Regions from separate parts of the Mus musculus genome. Here regions 1, 3 and 4 are each linked to region 2. Evidence: chromatin loops called from intact Hi-C (ENCODE). Cell type or tissue: left cerebral cortex. All regions are shown on one strand.

Region 1 (5,000 bases), 740 kb before region 2:
CCTGTGAGGGTTAAGACCCAGACGTTGAGAACTGCTGTTCTAAAGATTGTGACTTCTGCCCATCTCTGCCATCGTTTCTTCTAATTGTCTTTACTGGACTTGACTTACAGTCACAACACACAGTGCCTCCTGCCCAAGCCAATCTCATAAGATTGGAGGAAATTTTCAAATATTCTTCCTTGGATTAGAAAGGTATGTGCCCAAATATTTCCAAGACTGATTCCTTTTAGAAAAATATTATGATCGACTCAGTATTCTAGTACTTGGAAAGATTTTCTTTGGCTGCACAATCGAAAATATCTCCCCTATGTTCTCTATGTTTCTATTTTCACCACCCAGAGCTCATCACCCATTTATGTATATATGTGTATATGTATGTATATATATATATTTTTTTTCTGGATGACTAAATTTCAAAACTTAGGTGATCTTGGTGCCTTTGTCTTATAGAGTGAATCATGACAGTCCATATCATTCTTTCCAGAACTCTTCAATGTTCTTTTGGCTTTCCCCTTTCTAATGATATATAAGACTGAACTCTTACTACTAGGGACTATTTTTATGCACATCTGCATCTTTTGCACTTAGAGTGTGCCTGCCACATATCTATGTTCTATCTTTGAATATTTTTTCTTATAGATCAGGAAATAGGAGCAATAATAGTAAAACATATCACTGGGGTCTACTAAAGTTTATCGAAGACAGTCTTCAGTTCTTCATTCCTCTCTAAGAATAATTTTTGCATGGTCAAGTACAATAGCCTTTTACTCTTCCTTATCAGTCAGGTTTGCATACCACAGTGTTACCTAAACAGCGACTGTCATTGAACAGTTGGAAGCATTCCTGGGAGGGAGATGACCTACCCTAGAATTTGCAAAGTATTTTTCAAAGATTTATTTATTTATTTTATATGACTGCACTGTAGCTGTCTTCAGACACACCAGAAGAAGGCATGGAATTCCATTACAGATGGTTGTGAGCCACCATGTTGTTGCTGGGAAATGAACTCTGGAAAAGGACCTCTGGGAGAGCAGTCAGTGCTCTTAACTGCTGAGCCATCTCTCTAGCCTGAAATTTTTTTTTACAAACAAACAAACAAACAAACAAACAAAGAACTACTTATTTCCAGTTTGCAAGTCCCAGCGCCCCTCAGAATGACACTGCATAAGAGTGTAAGAAATAGATACTAGGCACAGAAGCTTATTTATCCCCTAATTTCTCCTCCAAGTTAGAAAGTAGCAATAGATAGAGTTGTTAAAAATAAAACTAATGAGCCGGGTGGTGGTGGTGCACACCTTTAATCCCAGCACTCGGGAGGCAGAGGCAGGTGGATTTCTGAGTTCAAGGCAATCCTGGTCTACAAAGTGAGTTCCAGGACATCCAGAGCTATACACAACCCTGTCTCAAAATGCCTCCCACCCAAAAAAATAAAAATAAAATAAAATAAAACTAATGTTGTTATTAATGTTATTGAATAAACTCTGGGTTTTTGAATTTCCAATGCCAGAAGTCATTAGTTGGTTCCAATGGTCAAAGTTCAATGAAGTTTAATTTTAAAATGTCAGAGAACAATGAGCAAGGGATATTTTTTTTTCTGGAGTAAAATCATTGGAAAAGAATCCTATTTTTATTTTTGTTTTCTGGCCATCTTTCTAACTTTTCACCAGTTTGCTAAGTGCTATCTGATTTCCTCATGTTTAGAATGGGGTGTTAGTGGCTGGGAAGACTGCTCAGTAGTTAAGAGCATCCAGCTTTGGTTTCTAGCACTCACATGGTGGTGGCTCAGAACTATCTATAATTCCAGTTTCAGGGGATTCAATGCCCTTTTCTGGTCTCTGCAGGCATCAGACATGCATGTGGTGCACAGACATATAGGCAGGAAAATATCCATATACATAAAATAAGATAGTAGTAAAAAATTTAAAAGTATATTATAATACTTGAGTAGGATTAGTAATTTAATACTTATAAGGTACTTGAGGTAGCATGTAGCAGTCCTCTGTGAATAATGCTACTAGAAAGTAATAGTATATGATTAACTAGGTTTCAACTGTCCCCAGTTGACCCTAGGATAGAATGTGTGTGTCACAGAAGGGCATGAACGCTTATTAAGAGAAGTTGCAGAATGCATGACTGTTAGGCAATACCCTGTGAGAAAAACTTCTACAAAAGGGGATTAAAAAGCTTTGAAGGTACTGAAAATGACTCAGGTCAAGAACAGGTTTATTCCAGTAAAAAGGTGGGGAAGGCAGAGAAGCAGAAAAAACAAAACAAAACAAAACAAAACAAAACAAAAAAAAAAACCCAAACCTTCAGTTTGCAAGCCAGTGGCAGTTCAGAGTCTCTGTTCTAACTTGTTAACACATTAACAACTTAACTTGCCTTATAATATGAGGAAATTACAGATGTATCTTAATAGCTTTAGCCATGTGGTTGATTTAATAAAGTCTTTTATTTTTCTTTTAGCCAAGTAAGAAGCCAGCTATGTTTTCTAAAAGCAAACAAACCAAAACAAACTAAACCAAACCAACAACAACAACAACAACAAAACACTTGCTGGCACTCTCCCAAGGAGCTGTTATTGCAAGTGAAAGACAGACATGCTTAGTTTGCAAGAAACATCTGAGCTGTGGTTAACCCTCTTCAAATTCTCTGCTGGAAGTACCACAGGAAACTGTTAAAACAGTGATAGGGAATCAATCTACATTTGACATCAAATATAGATCCAATATTATTAACAGGCTGGCATTTTCTGCTGCACTGAGACACATTTGAAGACTGAAAAAAAAAAATAGAGCCCTGTTCTGACTGTTTTTAAAAAGTAGTCACTCAGGAATCCAAAAATAGCCACCACTTGAAGTTGAGACTGCCTGACACATCAGGCTCATTACTGTGATCTAAGTACCAGCCTTTGGTACTATTTGCAATTCTCCAGTAGGCCATTAAGAGAAGCTGGATAAAAATGAATGGCTGTGATACCAGTCTTGGAGGTGATTCAAGCTTCTCCCTACTCATGCTCTAGAAGGAGGCATTTATGAGAAGATATAGGAAATTGGTAAGGAAGCCAACCCAGGTAGTTACTACAAATGTGCTTAACTCTCAGAGGCCCCACTGCAGGGAATGGACAAAGCTGGAGGAAGGCTATCACAGCAGAGTCTTAGGAATGGAGCTGGTTGGACATGTAGAGGAGAGGAAGGGTTTGCCATTCTAGATCTAATATTACCAAGTTTCAAAGGAAGCCAGCAAAACTAAGCAAAATATTCAAAACAGCGATGAAAGGAAAGATTTGATTTTTTAAAAAATGCACAAGTTGTTTTTCTTAGAATGTTAAATATTTACAATATTTTTCCAAACACAAGTGTACAATGACTATATAAATATAAATATAAAAAACATAAATATAAATATAAAAAATATAAATATAAATACCAGTCTCTGGAATCAGTGCACAGGACTTCTATCAAATGGTATTCTAATGGTAGATAAGAATTAGTACTACTCAAGGTCTGACCATGTTTGTAGCTTTTGTTTCCTTTCAATGGGAAATGTCCTCATTGCTGTGTGTTTTAGTTGGCTTTTAATTGCTCTGACAAACACTGACCACAACCACAAACAACTTGGAGATGAAAGGGTTTGCCTTGCATTATAACTCCCAGTTCACAATCCATCACTAAGGGAACTCAGGGCCTGAATTCAAAGCAGGCACAGAGGTAAGAGCCATGGAAGGATTATATTTTCTAGCTTGCTCTCTTACAGTGCAGGTCCGCCTGCCCAGGGGTAGTATTGCCCACAGTAGGCTGGGTCCCCCCGTACCAAACATTGAACAAGATAATGCGCCACAGATTGCCATAGGCCAATCTGATTAAAGTGATTCCCAATAAATACTGTCAGATAACTTGGCTGTGTCAAGTTAATAGCTAAAGCTGAGTATGCCTAGAGAAAGCATTTCCAACTTGGAAGGCAAAACAGGTGAGCTGTCAACCTCTTCACATTCTGTTCTTAAATGTTCTAGATATTAAAAAAAAATATTTGGCAGATTCAGAGTACCCAACATTTCAAATACATGAAATATTAATAAATCTTGGTGTGTTTCAGACTCTTTCATGCTCAGAACCCACATCACAGATAGGGAAGAAAAGTACAATATCCCCTTTTGCATTTAGCAGTGTAGATTTGGTTGAACAAGGGAACCATTGACCTGATTTCATCATTTTTAGCAGTTTACACAGCATACTTATGGACTCCTACAGAGATCTAGGAAGGGTCTCAAGAATAATGCAGTATAGCCCTTGCCTTCAGTAGGTGACATTTGATTCATGTGTGTGTGATAAATCCAGGGATCTAATATTAATAACCCACATTTGAATATATTCAGTATTATATCAATTATATTGAAACACAGATCCAACTGTCACATAAACATTAAATAGAATACTGAAAGCCATGCGTGATTACTTTTGCTGCAAGTGGATATTTATCTATGCTCTAATGGGAATTCATTAAATATTTATCTATGTCAACTTACAGAGCATTTAGTTTTCTAGCTTTAAAATGCCCATTTAAACAGAAATTCCCCCAAAGCTAACAAAACCCAAATTATGCAGATATTAAATCTGCAAGGTCACCATTGATAGTTGTATCCAGGCAAGTAGGATGATGGAGAACAGAAGATTACTTTCTGAGAAAGACCTTCAACTATCTGAAGCAGACAGAGAAAGATTAAAAGGCTACTGTGTGTTGATGCATCCATGGCTGGAAAGAGTTATCAAGAGGCAGCAGGCATTTGGGAAAGAACTTTTTTTCTAGCTTGAAGAACAGAAATACATGGGCATTGCCTTTGGAACTGGAATACAACCAACTTTTAATTGGTTTTAAAATCTGGATTGGAACATCCCTACAGTCACCCATGAACTGACTTTATACTGTAAAAGTTGAGGGAATCTTGGCCAACCACCTGCTTTGTGAGTTGTTCTGTTTGGGTTTTTCATGGAAGTCCTTGT
Region 2 (5,000 bases):
AATCTTCCACATACATTCCCCTAGTGGAAAAGATGGCAAGGCAGCCTTTCTTCTGGTCCTTAATGAACAAAGCAAGCAGAGGGCAGGAAACTTCTGAGTATCACCTACTCACTGCACTTTCACATTTGCTTGCAGGAAGACTAGAAAGACTTCTGTGACCAACTAAGGAAGGCAACGGTTCCTTGTGGGGCTCACGTGTTCTTGCTCATGGTTTATAAGCCCCATTTATTGATCCAGAGAAGGCAACAACTTTCTGGACTAGGAACTGACAACCAGATGAGATCTGAGGGAGAAGAGAGTCGCGATCCCTTCTTGTAACGATCATTTGCCTTTGCTCTGGTCACTAAAAGTGTGTCTTGCATGCGGTATTAGGCTTTAAGCTTCACCAATCAACCAAGAATCCACAGTCCCAGTCGTTCATTCCTGATGCAGTTTCCTTGGCAACCATGGCCCTGCCAGAAAGCTCACCAACCCACAGTGAGACTGTGTGAAGCCCAGCAGCTCTGTCAGGAACTCTCAGCTTTTAAATAATAGGAGACCACACTGAGATACTTTCTTGCTCAAACGCCAACCTGGATGCCATCATTCTGTATTTGTGGTGCGCCTTTCATCTGGGCAGTTCAAAGCAGGACTGGGTCGGACCTTATGGAGATGAACGTTATAGTTAGTCACACGTTCTGGAAAGGAACCAGAAACGAGGTGTGAGGGAAATCAAAGGACTCTGTAGCCGAGTGCTGACTTCGCCCCTTCCTTTCTTTTGCTTTCTCCCTTCCTTTTATGTCTTCCTAATGTTCGTCCCCATTTCCTTTACTCCTATTATATATTTCTTAAGTGATATCCCTGGCACTCCCTTGCAGTCAATCTTTACAGTTGCCTCTAGAAAGACCAAACTCGAAGGCTGGACTTGAGATCGCCCACTCTGTAGGTTCCTCCATTGACTTTGCTGTCACCTGAGCTAAACATGACTAGTGTCCATGTCAGATGCTGCTACTGCAGGTTTCATTCAGATCATCTGAGTCACTCTTTTCTTTCCTTGCCTCAATTGATGATCTTGGAGGGAGTCCCTAAAGAGCCCTCAATATCAGAGAAGACAAGAAGAGTCCCTGTACAAAAATTAAAACGTTCCAACAAAATCACTTAGGGCAGAGTTCTCCCAAGATTAGTGTCCAGATACCTCCCCAGGGATGACATTATAAGACGCCTTTGATTCAGTTTTGGATGGAATCTGAGGTTCCACATCTCCAACAAGCTCTCAAGTCACACTGCTCCTAGTGGTTGGGTTAGAAGACCAGCCTTTGAGGAAGGAAGGGCTCTGGCTCTGTGTCTGCATCTATACTGTTCCTCTGTGGGCTGTTAGGATGAGAGTGGGAAACACAGGTCCCGTTCTTATACCGTTTTGTATAATCAAGAATGCTTCATGTATTCCTTTGAGACATGCAAGGTAGTCAGTATTATTGTCTGTGTTTTCTGTTCAATATCAGAAAATAGTGAGATTTCACAACCAGTTGTTTATACCCGTCACAAAAAGATTAATTTAGGAGTTGAGAGATACTAGCGTCTTATAGAGGACCTTTAAGTGCCACATCAGATGGCTCATGATCACTTGTCATTCCAACTCCGGTGTATCTCATGCCCTCTTCTGGCCTCTTGGGCACTCACGTGCATGTCACCAAACACAGACATGCATGTATATAGGTAATGTTAAAATGAATAATACATTTTTAAAAAAGAAAAACCCAACTTGAACGTTTTGTTGTTATTGTAAAAAGTATAAATTGTTGCAGTGGCTGTTAAAACGCATCTAGCAAGTTGTTTCAAGGACTCACAGAAAGGTTTTCAGAGACATTTTGAAGGTCTTGTTGTTGTTATTTCTTGGCTTCTTTTTGCTTTTTTGTTTTTGTTCATTTGTTGATGGGAAGCTCCCAGATTCATAGTTAATGGAACTTTACTGATTCAGTGGCTATGGTCTGGCTTCTCTCCAGACTGACTTAGTTACTCGTGGTAATGAGACTGGGAAGATACCAGACGCGAATCGGCTTCCACCTGAACCTGAATGGAAATGACCTCATTTACCTGAACCACAGGCATGCCGGGAACGTGAGAATGTACCTGTGTTTGCAACTCTTTGTAATAGTTAATATCCTTAGAAGAGGTCTTGCCACACCCAAACTCCAATGACAGCCTCAGGGATCTAGGGTAGAAGGGCAAAGGAATGTGGTGACAGAGACTGCCACCTTCCAAAGGCCACCTGGAGCTTCAGAAACTAGGAAGGTTATGAAAAGATTCTTCCTATATTCTAAGGCTACTCAATCCCTCTGAGTTACCATGGCTTTGTGTTTCTGACCTCTCGGGGCTTACACACAACTCTTGTTATTTTATGTCACCCACTTTGTGGTAATTTGTTGTGGTAGACCTAGGAGCCTTCACAATTTCCCAACGTTTAACATAGTCTAGCTTTGTATGTTTCCCCCCCCCCCCCCCCCCGGCTCTTCAAGCTTCCAGATGTTTAACCCAGCCTGGCTTTGAATGTTTTCCCGTGTGCCTCAGAGCTCCCGATGCCTAGCTTCTGTTGTCTGGTCTGGGCACTTAGGGGTTGCTTGTAACGTGATCCTGAGCATCAACCAACTCCGTATTGAGTAAGTGATTCTCCGGCCAGACTCATTAAGGAAAATCACACGAACTTACTGCAATTTGAAAGCTTTAAGAGTAAAACTCCGTATTACAAAAGAAGGCATCGTACGTAATTCTTTAATGAGAAAGAATGATAAGGATGTGGACATTTTTGAAATTTTAAGACAGTTAAAGTTCCAAAGCAGATGTGTTTATGTAATGGTAAAGACAGTTTCCGAGGTTTGGCCTCAAACTTTCAAGTTTGGTCCATTCTGCTGTAATTGCTCTTGAGATTTTTATGGCAATGGTACTGTGAAGGGTATCCAAGCTGCATGAAGCGCTGCTGCCATCTTGTGGCTGAAATGCCCCACTACATTTGTTTTCTACTTGGGCAAGACAGAGTTCAGAGTGGAAGTCAGGTTTTAATATTGAACTTGTGTCCTTCAGCTGGTGTGGCAGAGTATGACAGCACATGCTCTCTTTTCTTTTTTATTCGACAAGGGAGGAGAACAATATAATACAGCTGCCAATAATCGGTGGCAATTCACAAATACCACTCTCTCCGAAGATGAGAGCACACTGGGAATTTCAATTTGAGTTGTAGTCCCTGCTCAATCTGTGTGTGCGTGGTCTTCAACACGCGGGGTTCTGGAGAGGAAAGATGAGGAGGTCACAGTTTTAAGAGGCCAGCTACTACCCACTCTGTATTTGAGGTTTCTTCTATGTTTTTCTGCCGTGAGGCCATCTACCCACACTCTGGAGAGTCTTTTGTTTGTTTAATTTTCTGTCATCTAGCATTTTGATTGCCTAGTTTTCTAGGAAAAGGAATTTTAAAAACCTCTGAGTCATGTTTGATATACAGTTGCCATATATTAAAATTATTGTTCTTCGGCACCAGCTTCCTTTTTCCCTTAGTAGATATTCCTGAGTGATACACACCAGCATCTCCACTCCCTAAACCATAATCAAATTGCCAAACACACTAATGCTCAGAATCATGACCTGAGGTCTTAAGAGTGGATGTTCTAGGACCTACCTCTACCATCACCACTACAAATGTGTGAGGAGAACACCTCATAACTCTTTAAGATATTATTTGAAAGCCTCACTCCAAGAATGTCTCAAGAACATAAATGAAGCCCTAAAACATTGTTCTCAGGTATGAAATTGGTAATTTTAATCAAATGTAAGAGTTATAAATGGCTAGGGAAATGAATTTGGCTTTATTTCAATGCAGTTTTGAGCAGCTAGTCCCTCAGAGTGAAGGCAGAACTCAGGTTGATTGGTTTGTTTAATATATGTGTTCATTTGTTTCTCTCTTCCTTGTTAGTATGTTTATTGTTTATTATTAATACTACATTTAATGGTTGTTTTGTTCATTGATGTGACAAAATAGTCAGAAGCAACGTGAGACAGAGTGGTCCTTAGGTGGTGAAGGCAGGAATGTGAAGCCAGCTTCATTGCACCCATGGCCAGGAAGCAGGGATGATGGCCAGTATTCTGCTCAGTGTTTCATGCTTGACTCACTCTGGGTCTCCAGCCAATGGAATGGAGCTGTTAATCCAACAGACGTGAGGAGAAAGACCACTGATGCGATTCATGGCCAAACTAATTAAGGCGAGCTTTGTTTTTTTTTTTTTTTTTTTTTTTTGTTTTGTTTTGTTTTGTTTTAATTTTATTTTATTTTTATTAGGTATTTTTCTCGTTTACATTTTCAATGCTATCCCAAAAGTCCGCCATACCCCCCCCCCCAATCCACTACCCACCCACTCCCCCGTTTTGGCCCTGGGGTTCCCCTGTACTGGGGCATATACAGTTTGCAAGTCCAATGGGCCTCTCTTTGCAGTGATGGCCAACTAGGCCATCTTTTGATACATATGCAGCTAGAGTCAAGAGCTCCAGGGTACTGGTTAGTTCATAATGTTGTTCCACCTATAGGGTTGCAGTTCCCTTTAGCTCCTTGGGTAATTTCTCTAGCTCCTCCATTGGGGGCCGTGTGACCCATCCAATAGCTGACTGTGATCATCCACTTCTGTGTTTGCTAGGCCCCGGCATAGTCTCACAAGAGACGGCTATATCTGGGTCCTTTCAGCAAAATCTTGCTAGTGTATGCAATGGTGTCAGCGTTTGGGAGCTGATTATGGGATGGATCCCTGCATATGGCAATCACTAGATGGTCCATCCTTTCGTCACAGCTCCAAATTTTGTCTCTGTAACTCCTTCAATGGGTGTTTAGTTCCCATTTCTAAGAAGGGGCAAAGTGTCCACACTTTGGTCTTCATTCTTCATGAATTTCATGTGTTTAGCAAGTTGTATCTTATATCTTGGGTATCCTCAGTTTCTGGGCTAATATCCACTTATCAGTGAGTACATATTGTGCGAGTTCCTTT
Region 3 (5,000 bases), 730 kb before region 2:
AGTAGTGAAGAGAACAGAAGAGTAAAATTGGCACAAATAATGCAATATACATTGCAATATACATATATATGTATATATATGAAAGTAATAAAATAAAAAAAAACTAAACAGAAATTTCATGAAATAAAAAGCTGATTTCTATGTAAAAAAGTCAATAAAATTGATAAATCTTTTGTAGGCTGATAGAGACAACCTATCTCAGAAATGTAATAGACGATGTCACCATGGACATGGTGGCTGTGAAATATCAATATGGAGTCTTTATGGATGTAGGTTCTGAAGGTAATGGAATACAATCCCACAGCAAACACCCTATCCTTTGGCTCTTATAAGCTTTCCACCCCATCTTGTGCAGAGATGTTACTCAATCTTAGGTGTAGAAGTGTTTTGTATCTGTAGTATATCTGTACTGTATTTGTAATGTATATGTAAAACATGAGCCCCACAACTCTACGTTGTGATTTGTTGTGGTGTTCTGCAGGGTTTCCATCTGTTGTAAAGAGACATTTTCTTGATGAGCATAAAGGTTATACATCCCTGTAGGTATTAAAACAAACATTTAGAATCTAGTTAGGGATTATGCTGGTTTAGTAAAGGGGTGGTTGTAAGTTCTCCTCCCAGATCCCTGACTTCATTAGTGAGAGGGATGAGACAGGCTGACTCCATGACAGCCTTCAAATCGACAGTCTAGGCAACTAGGCCTAAGAACTGGGCAAGCCCAGGCAAGTCAGTTTGTAGGAAAAACCCCAGCCCCCAGCCCCCACACCCTGGTAATGGTTCTGGAATGGCTAGAGATAAAGGTCACTTACCCTGGAATTCCTCAGCAAAGGTTCCTAGCCCCCAAGCACTGGTAATGACTATTGCTAGTTCTCAAATAGTTTCCACTCATGTACCTGGGCACAAATACCACCCACTCTTTTAATCTACCAACCACTCTTCTAATCGACCCCCCATACAAATAACCAACCAGCTAACTTCATTTAAAAAAGAGCAAAGAAATGTGTATAAAAATCTAGACACCGAAGATGCATGAAGCAGCTAGTCTTGATTTCTGGCCAATGGTCTTTGAGATTACCTATCATTAAATTATTATCTCCTTCCCAGATAATAAGGAAGTCTAGCCACATGGTACCTTTTTATTGAACAAGATGACTTTTCAGAATATTTCTTGATACTTCCTGTCTATTCGTGAAGTTAATCTGTTTACAAGTTACTCTTAAAATAGTTTTAGGTGCAGATTTATTTATTTATTTTTGGTACAAATTCAGGATTCCTAACAGCACATGTTGTAGTTGTTTTCTCATTAACCAACAGCATTGTTAATTAAAACAGTGACCTATTTCTAATTTACAAGCTGTCTGCTGTGACTATTAGTTACTTCTTTCTTGTTTTTCTGCTGTCAAATAGCTGTGTGTGTGTGTGCGTGTGTGCGTGTGTGTGTGTGTGTGTGTGTGTGTGTGGTTGAACTGCCAATGTTACAAACCTCTTGACATTTACACCAGTTCTTAAAGAGCTGTGGCTAATTAAACACACAAAATGTAACTATTACTTCTATTCAGAGTATTACATCCATCAGTTCTCAGCCACTTCCCTTCAGTTTCTTATGTGTGCGTATATTTAAAGCAGTGCAAAGCTAGTGAGCCAACCTGCCTTGTCACCTGATTCCTGCAGGAAAATCATTTGTGACATAAATGTTAAAGGAATGCATTAGTTGGAAGGATTACTGGTTATGGTCACTGTAACATGGAAAATTCTACCAGAATCATACATACTGAAAGGGTGACATGAAGATGTGGAAATGGCCCTTTACTTAAGTTCAGTATGAAAATAAATAAACAAAAACATAGTAATTTCTTGGAATTCTGCCTCTCTGGAGAGTAGGAAAAATATTTTTAAAAGCATGTCTTCTAGGGCTGGAGAGGCGGCTCTGTAGTTAGGAATACATGCTACTCTTCCAAAGGACTTGGTTCAATTTCTAGTATACTTGTTAGAAGCATACATACTTAATTAAAGGGGATCTGACCCACTTTTCTGGCTTCTACAGGCACTGCACACACATGATCTGTTGGCCTCTAAGCAGGCAGAACACCCCTAGACATAAAATAATTAAAAATAATTTAGAAAAGAAAATATGCCTATGGAATACTTCGCAGAGCTCATCACATACTGTTACCAACTTAGTTTTCAAATGTCTCCTTATTTTGGAGACACAAAGTATTATTTCAACTATTAGTGTGTTTGAGGAGAATTAGAGAAGCAAGGTTTTGCTGAATAGAACAATTCCTTCTGAGTAGAAGACAAATGGATGCTTTAAAATCAGGTCCATGTGGTGGAGGTGGTGGTGAGCAGACAACGGAACTTTCCAAAAGTGCTTAGTCTGTGGGAGGTGGTGTGTGGATAAGGACACAGCAGTAGAGTGGGGTACAGATGGAGAAGGTAAAAAGAGGTGTGAAGGGACATCCATGCTTCCAGCCTTGGAAAACGAATGCTTCAGAGTATTTAAACAGGCAAATGAGCTGCCTCATTGGTCAAAAGGCATGGGAAACCACAGATAAACTCTCAAGTAGAGTCAGAAAACTACAGTGTCTGCCAGTCATCTCTCTTTGGGGTAATTAAGTTTGATATTTCTCTAAACATATTTTAGCTTTTTCAATCTTTTCACTTTTTGAAATCTGTCCCCTCTGGAAAGGAAAACATGGAACCACATCTATAAGACAAATTTTACATCAGGTTCTTTAGAGGGAAAAGTGAGAGTCAGGTTTTTCTCCTTATGTTGAACATAAAGTGTAGTTCCCAAATGCCTTGGGTTTTGAAGGAAACAGGAATTCAAGATGGCACTAGGGTAGTTCTTGAAGGCCAAACAGAAGGAGCCTCTGTTTATTTTAGTCTCACTGAAGGCCCAGGCTGTGCTACTGGACTGGAAGAAGCTTGAGAACTTCTAGTTGATGATATTGTAATGTGCTTGTTGGAAGAAATGGAAACAGTAGGCATAGGCCTTAGAGAACATGGCTTTCTATGTAGTGTTAGAGAAAGTCAGAAATAACATACTATATACTGTCTTAGTTAGGGTTCATTGCGCTGAGGAGACACCATAACCACAAAAAATCCTATAAGAGAAAAAATTTAATTGGCGCTAGCTTACAGTTTTGGAGGTTTAGTCCATTACAGTCATGGTGGGAAACATGGTAACAAGCAGGCAGACATGGCACTAGAGAAGGAGCTGAGAGGTCTACATCTTGATCTACAAGCAACATAAGAAGACTGTGTCCCACACTGGGAATAGCTTGAGCATATAAGACGTCAAAGACCACCTCCACAGTGACACACTTCTTCCAACAAGGCCATACTTATGTTAACAAGACCACACCTCCCAATAGTGTCACTCCCTATGGGCCAAGTACTCCATCACATGATTCTATAAGAGCCATACCTATTAAAACCACTGCAACGATGTTTCTAAATCCCATGTCCTAGTATTCATTATAGAACTTCGTTAAGTTACCAGGAGAAGTAATCTTCATGAATTCTCAAATCACCTGACCCTCCTTTTGTCTCTCCATAAATTAGGAGCTATTTTGATGTAAAGCCTGTATTTTCTTCCCTGATCTTTTCTCATTGTTATTTTTCCATTACAAGCACCAAGGTGCATTTAATTACTTAGAATTACATATGGCCCCAATCACTACAGCATGTACTGCTGCTGTTAAGGAACTCCAGGCAAACGCTGTATCCCATGGTAAATTTTAGAGGTAAGAAAACACACCCTTCTCTCTGTTCACACTACCTGTACACCTGTATGTACAAAAGCTTTCAGAACTTGATGTTAGGAAACAGCCAGTTAGACTTATGCAGACAAACAGAACAGACAAAAATCAATGAATGCAAATCTAGAGGAAGAAAAGGGGCTGGGGAAACAGCTCAATGTGTAAAATTATTGTGCAAGAATGAAGACTTGAGAATCAAGCTCCAGCAACCACATAAATAGTGGGGGCATCAGTGTTCATTTGCAACCCCACTGCTTAGGGGATTGTATATGCAGGCAGATCATAGAGGCTAACTGGCCAGGCATTCTAGTGGAAGTGGTGATTTCTGGGTTTAGAGTGAGATGCACTCAAAAATTAAGGTGGATTTGATGAAGACACCCATTTATCATGGAGTGTTTCAACATCTCTCCCTCTTGGCACAGTGTGCCATTGTGGGTCTTTGTTAGTTCACATATATAAGAGAAAGCATCTCTAATGATGGTTGAGAAACACACATCACTATGGGTATATCATTAGAAGTCATTTTATTGCCATGTTCCTTTAGCAGAACAATAGTATTTAATTTTTCCTTATGCTCATGACCTATCAAGTCTCAGGTTCTTGCATGTTATGAGGCATGAGTTCTATCTCATGGAGTGGTCCTTAGATCCAATCAGAAAGGGTTTGCTTTCATACTTTCACGTTTGTACAACTATTGAATCAATATATCATGTAAGCAGGTCACCATTGTAGATTATAGGGTTTGTAGCTGGGTTGGTTTTACCTTTCTCCTCTGGTAGCATACAGTACCATGAACAGTAATCAATAGTGTTGGTAGGTTCTAGTTAGGCACCAACTTGGTTTTTCTGTGTTCAATGAAGTATGTAAAAACCCCTCCCCTGAGAGCTCAGGGAGCTATGATCAAGAAAAGACAAAAAGAATGTAAGATCCAGAGAAGATGCACAACTCCAAGGAAAGAAAGCATCTTCCAAACATGACAGGACTGAAAAACATGAATGCATAGAGACTGTGGCAGCAGGCACAGGGCCCGCCAAGGTTCCAGCCAGAGAGGGTCCCAGCGCTGAGAGGGAAAAGTGGACATGTGCTCCTACCACTAATCAAGAAGTTAGCTCCAATGACATCTGTTTGCATGGAAACAATTAATTTTCTCTAATGGCACCTCACTGGGTATGTTAACGACTGGGTATATGGATTCAATAGTACCTTTGTAGACTTTTGTCTGATAATCTTTTGTTT
Region 4 (5,000 bases), 130 kb before region 2:
TTTCAATTTAAAAAGAAAAGAATGTATAAATAACTTGCATTTGAACTTTTGTAATATTATTTCCTGTTAAAGATTAATGGTTTAATGGTTTCCATTTTATTCCATTTTATCGTTTAAGTGGCATCCAAAGTAACAGGTACCTTATGACAGTTTCATATGTACTTGGTTTTGGTTGTCCCTTCCGTGACCTTTGCTCCTCTCCATCACCTTCCTTCTCCTGTTTGTGGTACTTGCTGCCTCCTGTATTCCCTTTCCCCTTTCACATCACATCCTTTTCCGTTACTCTTCTCATATCCAACCCCATAAAGCCTCTTTCACCTCTCATGGACCCCTTTTTAATTTCCTGTGCTGTATCACACTCAGTTCCACATAATTAATAACCACCATACTAAAATTACAAAGTCAGATCTGCATGTGAGAAGGTAAACGTGGTGTTCATCTGTCTGAACCTGGTTTACCTCATTTAAAACAAAGTATTTTCAAGTTTCATCTATTTTCCTGCACATTTCATGATTTCATTTTCCTTTACACTGAATAAAATGTTATTGCGTATATAAGCCATGTGTTTATTATTAATTTATCTGCTGAAAGGCATTTGGGCTTATTCTATTTCTTTGCTAGTGTGAAGCACAGAAATAAACACAATGTACAAATGTCTCTGAGGTATGATATAGAATCTTTCTGGTATATGCCCAAAAGTAATAGAGCCAGGTCATGTGGTGATTCAGTTTTAGTTTTTGGGAAATGTGCTTTATGTAGTAACTGCACCAGTTTAAAGCCCGTCAACATTTAAGAGTGGGGATCTCCTCCCCACACTTACCGCCTTATGTGCACTTACTGTCATTTCCTTTCATGCTGTTAGCCACTGTGACTGGGATCACATTGAATTCCAAAGTAGCTTTGTTTGCATATCCCTCATGGCTATAAATGTTAGATGCATTATTAACCATTTATATTTATTATTTTAAGAAGGTTCCAGTTGACTGTCCCATGTATTGAATGGGAAGTAGATTTTTTGTATTTAATTTTACCTTTATCTAAAATATAGATGCTGAAGACTTCCTTCATCTCTGTTGGTTTTTCTGAGATATTCTCACAAAGTAATAAGGAATGGTAGTGATAGTCGTCATCATCATCATCATCACCACCACCACCACCATCATCATAATACAAAGTGCAATTTTTAAGGAATTAAGACTTGACTTTTATTTGAAGGGGTATGGGAGATGCCATCTGTTGGAAACCAGTGACATCACTACGTACAACCAGGCAAACATGTATGCCAGGCACTGTACTGTGCAATTGAGAATTCTTTATATACTTTTCAAATTAACAAGGTAGGTAGATTTTTTTTTTCTTTCAGTTCAGGATGGAAAAGTGGATGTCATATTAAATCCATTTCCCATGACTCCATGAATAAGGCAATACCATGGCCCACCCAAAAGCAAAGGTCTTGGGGTGCTTCACAGGATAGGAGGAAACTTGCCTCCTTCCATGAATGCATCATTAGCTTATCATTTGTTGCTTACACTTTTGAAGGCATCAGCAATATAGACCTTCAGTTTATGACGACAAATATATCTGATCACATGACTAAAGGGGCAGACACCATAGAGAGAAAAAAACTTATGCTATCACTGGGGACAAACATATTGAGTCTATTTTATAATTTTGCTCAATAATGTTCTCATCTAATGTAAAGATGAAGAGCTCTTGAATAGGAACCTTGCATACTGGAAAATTTTCTCCTGTAACTGGCTTTTATCTTGATGTTTAAAATTGAAGTGCAGGAAATTTGATCAAAATCAAACTTAGTAGGAAACAAACAGATTAAAAGGTCTAATCGATTTTCCTACATTCAATCAATACTTTCTTCATTCCCAATTCAGCGGGTAGCCTTCTTTCAAACAACCATGTCAGCCAAGAATGACTAAAAACTGCATTTGATTTTTACCACATACTGTTAGGTGAAAATTAACTACAGGGAAGCAGAAGTTAGAAGATTCAATAGCAAATGCATTCTCTCTTCTATATGAAAGCTTCTCTGTGTAGAACATGTTAATGAAAGGCATCCTGTAATGCAGATGTGGAAGAACACATGTACACTATCATTTGATTCTTAAACTGTCATATGTCCTTGACAATACTTGTTTTCTAGGGTTAGTGATCTTGTGATTGAATTTTAATAATCAATAGTTCTTTAATTAATAATTAATAAATTAAACCAGATGTAGCACTTTACTTTCTAGTATTAGAATGCTAACTTTTAAAAATCGTATAGTGAAGCTTTGAGTTTTCACACTGTTAAATTTTGCAATAAATTTCAAATTCAGATATTAAGAAAAAGTCTTTGCTTCATTTCTGAAAAAAAAAATCTGCCCATTCTCTTAACTGTATTACTACACAGCTATCATGTTAAATGCCAAGTTACTTATCAAGTTGTATTATATTGTTATCACATGACCTCGGCATTTCTTTTTGCCCTAAATCAGCATGCTTGTCCTATCTAATGGGAATAACAAATACAGGTCCCGCTGTGAAGCTGCCACAACATGGCAAAAGAAACTTACAAACAAAATCATAAATTTGATAGCTCAAGCTACTACGGTTAGAATCTGATCTATTCCACCAGGTGTGTGTATTTGAACACTTGGTTCCCAGAGAATGGAGTTGTTTTCAGAATTTATGAAGCCTTGGTAGGAAGGTATGAGTTAGAAAGGGAAGCCTTTGATGTCTGTGACTTAGTTGTGTCTTGTCTCTGCTTCCAGATGGGCTGCTGCCCTGTAACAGCTCGCTACACTCTTGCACAAAAGTGTTGCACCACTCCTGCTGCTGTGCTTTTCCCACGTGATGGACTGAAATACTTTGAAATTCTGAGCTCCAATAAGCTCTTCCTTCCTTAAATTGCTTTTCTTTGCTGTTGTCAGAGCAATGAGAAAGTTCAGAAGCCTGCTTTGAAGTGATACAGCTGGCGTCCAAAAGATGTGTAAGAGGAGCTAAGTGGGAGTGGAAAGCACACAAGGCAAGCTGGTATATTCTAGAATTTCTGGGAAATCATATAGTGAATATAGGAGTCAGTGAGAAAATGTTGAGTCTATACTGGATAGAGGGATAAAAGCAGAGTATTTAGTGAGATTTTTACAAAGGGCTATCATGAAATGTGATTATTTGAGATATGTTCTTCATGGGCTCAAGTACTTGAACACTTACTTTCCAGTTGGTGGCATTGATTGTGGAGGTTTAAATGGTACAGCCTTGCTGGAGGGAATATGTCACTAGGGGCAGGCTCCAACCTACTTCCAGGTTACATTCTCTGCTTTGTACTTACAGTTGAGGATGTGAACTCTCAGCTTTCTTCTCAGGCCACCATAGCTGCTGCTTATTGCTTTGCTTCCATAACCTAAAGAAAGAGTGGTTATAAACATCCAAGCTTACAGAACACCAAATAGATTGGACAAGAAGAGGATATCTTCCTGCCACATAACAGTCAAAACACTAAATGTACAGAACAAAGAAATAATATTAAGATAAACACCACCTCAGAGTAAAGGGCTGGACAAAGGTTTTCCAAGCAAATGAACCCAAGAAACAAGTTGGAGGAGCCATTCTAATACGAACAGACTTTCAACCAAAAGCATTCAAAAGCGATGGGGAAAGAGACTTCATTCTCATCAAAGGAAAAATCCACTAAGAGGACATTGCAACTCTGAATATCTATGGCCCAAATGCATGGGCATCCACATTCATTAAAGGAACATTACTGAAGCTTAAATCACAGCTCTATACCCACACATTCATAGTGGGAAACTTCAACACCCCGCTCTCACCAATGGACAAGTCACTGAGAAAGAAACTAAACAGAAAGATAACAAAACTAACAGAGATTATGACTCAAATGGACCTAATAGCTATCTATAGGACATTTCACCCAAACACAAAAAAAAATATATCTTCTTGACAACTCACAGACTCTTCTCCAAAACTGACCATATACTTGGTCACAAAGCAAGCCTCAACAGATATAAGATGATGGAAATAACTCCATTCATCTTATCAGATGACCAAGCACTAAAGCTGCACTTCAACAACAACAGATACAACACAAACCTATATATTCATGAAAGATGAACAACTCCCTACTCACTGATCACTGGGGTGGGGGTGTCATGGAAGAGAGAGGGAGAGGGAGAGGGAGAGGGAGAGGGAAAGGGAGAGGGAGAGAGAGGGAGGGAGGGAGGGAGGAAGGAAGGAAGGAAGGAAGGAAGGAAGGAAGGAAGGAAGGAAGGGAAAGGAAAGGAGGAAAGAAAGGAAGAAAAAGGAAAGGAGGAAAGAAAGGAAGAAAAAGGAAAGGAGGAAAGAAAGGATGAAACAAGAAAGAAAGGCTTTTTCCTAGAACTCAATGAAAATGAGGGCTTAATATACCAAACTTAAGGGACGCAATGAAAGCACTGCTAAGAGAAAAGTTCATAGCACTCAATGTCCTCATAAAGATATCAGAGAGTTCTCATAATAAGGAATTAAAAGTACATCTGAAGGTTGTAGATGAGAAGGAAGCAAACATACCCAGAAGGAGTAGACAGCCAGAAATATTCAAACTTAGGGCAGAAATCAATCAATTAGAAACAAAGAGAACAAGACAAAGGATCAAAAATCCAAGGGTTGGTTCTTTGAGAAAATCAACATAATGATAAAGCCCTTAGTTAAACTAGCTAAAAGGCACAGAGACAGTCCACAAATTAACAAAATCAGAAACAAAAAGGTATACGTAACAACAGATATCAAGTTATTCAAAAAATCATCAGGTCTTCAAAAGGATGTACTCCACAAAACTGGAAAATCTAAATGAAACAGATGTGTTATTAGACAGATATCACTTACCAAAGTTAAATCAAGATCAGGGAGCCCTTATAAGAAAGAAGAAGCACACATTAAAAGTTCCCAAGGTGGGGGGGGGGGGGGGTAAGCCCAGATGGTTTTAGTTCAGAATTTTACCAGACTTT

The links. A loop is a pair of places that touch in the nucleus more often than their neighbours do. Peaks named below come from ENCODE experiments on the same cell type or tissue, not always from the same donor. Only the 100,000 strongest peaks of a DNase experiment are listed, where the experiment ranks them.
Region 1: it touches region 2 in a loop (3.0-fold over the local background); 4 of 42 quality-filtered maps call a loop at or near these places.
Region 3: a loop joins it to region 2, with 2.5 times the contacts of the local background. A loop is called at or near these places in 3 of 42 quality-filtered maps.
Region 4: a loop joins it to region 2, with 2.2 times the contacts of the local background. A loop is called at or near these places in 2 of 42 quality-filtered maps.

What each region holds. Positions count from the first base shown.
Region 1 is chr1:21,528,932-21,533,931 of GRCm38, forward strand. The region is part of intron 3 of Kcnq5 (potassium voltage-gated channel, subfamily Q, member 5); the gene reads right to left. Among named protein-coding and RNA genes, the nearest start is that of Khdc1b, 150 kb to the left of the region's middle. In left cerebral cortex, no CTCF peak of the experiment used is centred here; a DNase peak (open chromatin) is centred at 2,941.
Region 2 is chr1:22,266,212-22,271,211 of GRCm38, forward strand. No RefSeq gene overlaps it. Among named protein-coding and RNA genes, the nearest start is that of Kcnq5, 310 kb to the left of the region's middle. In left cerebral cortex, CTCF peaks have their summits at 1,281 and 2,958 (motif pointing left); DNase peaks (open chromatin) are centred at 540 and 2,959; H3K27ac peaks cover 967 bases.
Region 3 is chr1:21,537,288-21,542,287 of GRCm38, forward strand. All of the region lies in intron 2 of Kcnq5 (potassium voltage-gated channel, subfamily Q, member 5), which reads right to left. Among named protein-coding and RNA genes, the nearest start is that of Khdc1b, 160 kb to the left of the region's middle. In left cerebral cortex, no CTCF peak of the experiment used is centred here; a DNase peak (open chromatin) is centred at 2,404; H3K27ac peaks cover 1,802 bases.
Region 4 is chr1:22,133,971-22,138,970 of GRCm38, forward strand. No RefSeq gene overlaps it. Among named protein-coding and RNA genes, the nearest start is that of Kcnq5, 170 kb to the left of the region's middle. In left cerebral cortex, no CTCF peak of the experiment used is centred here; a DNase peak (open chromatin) is centred at 2,920.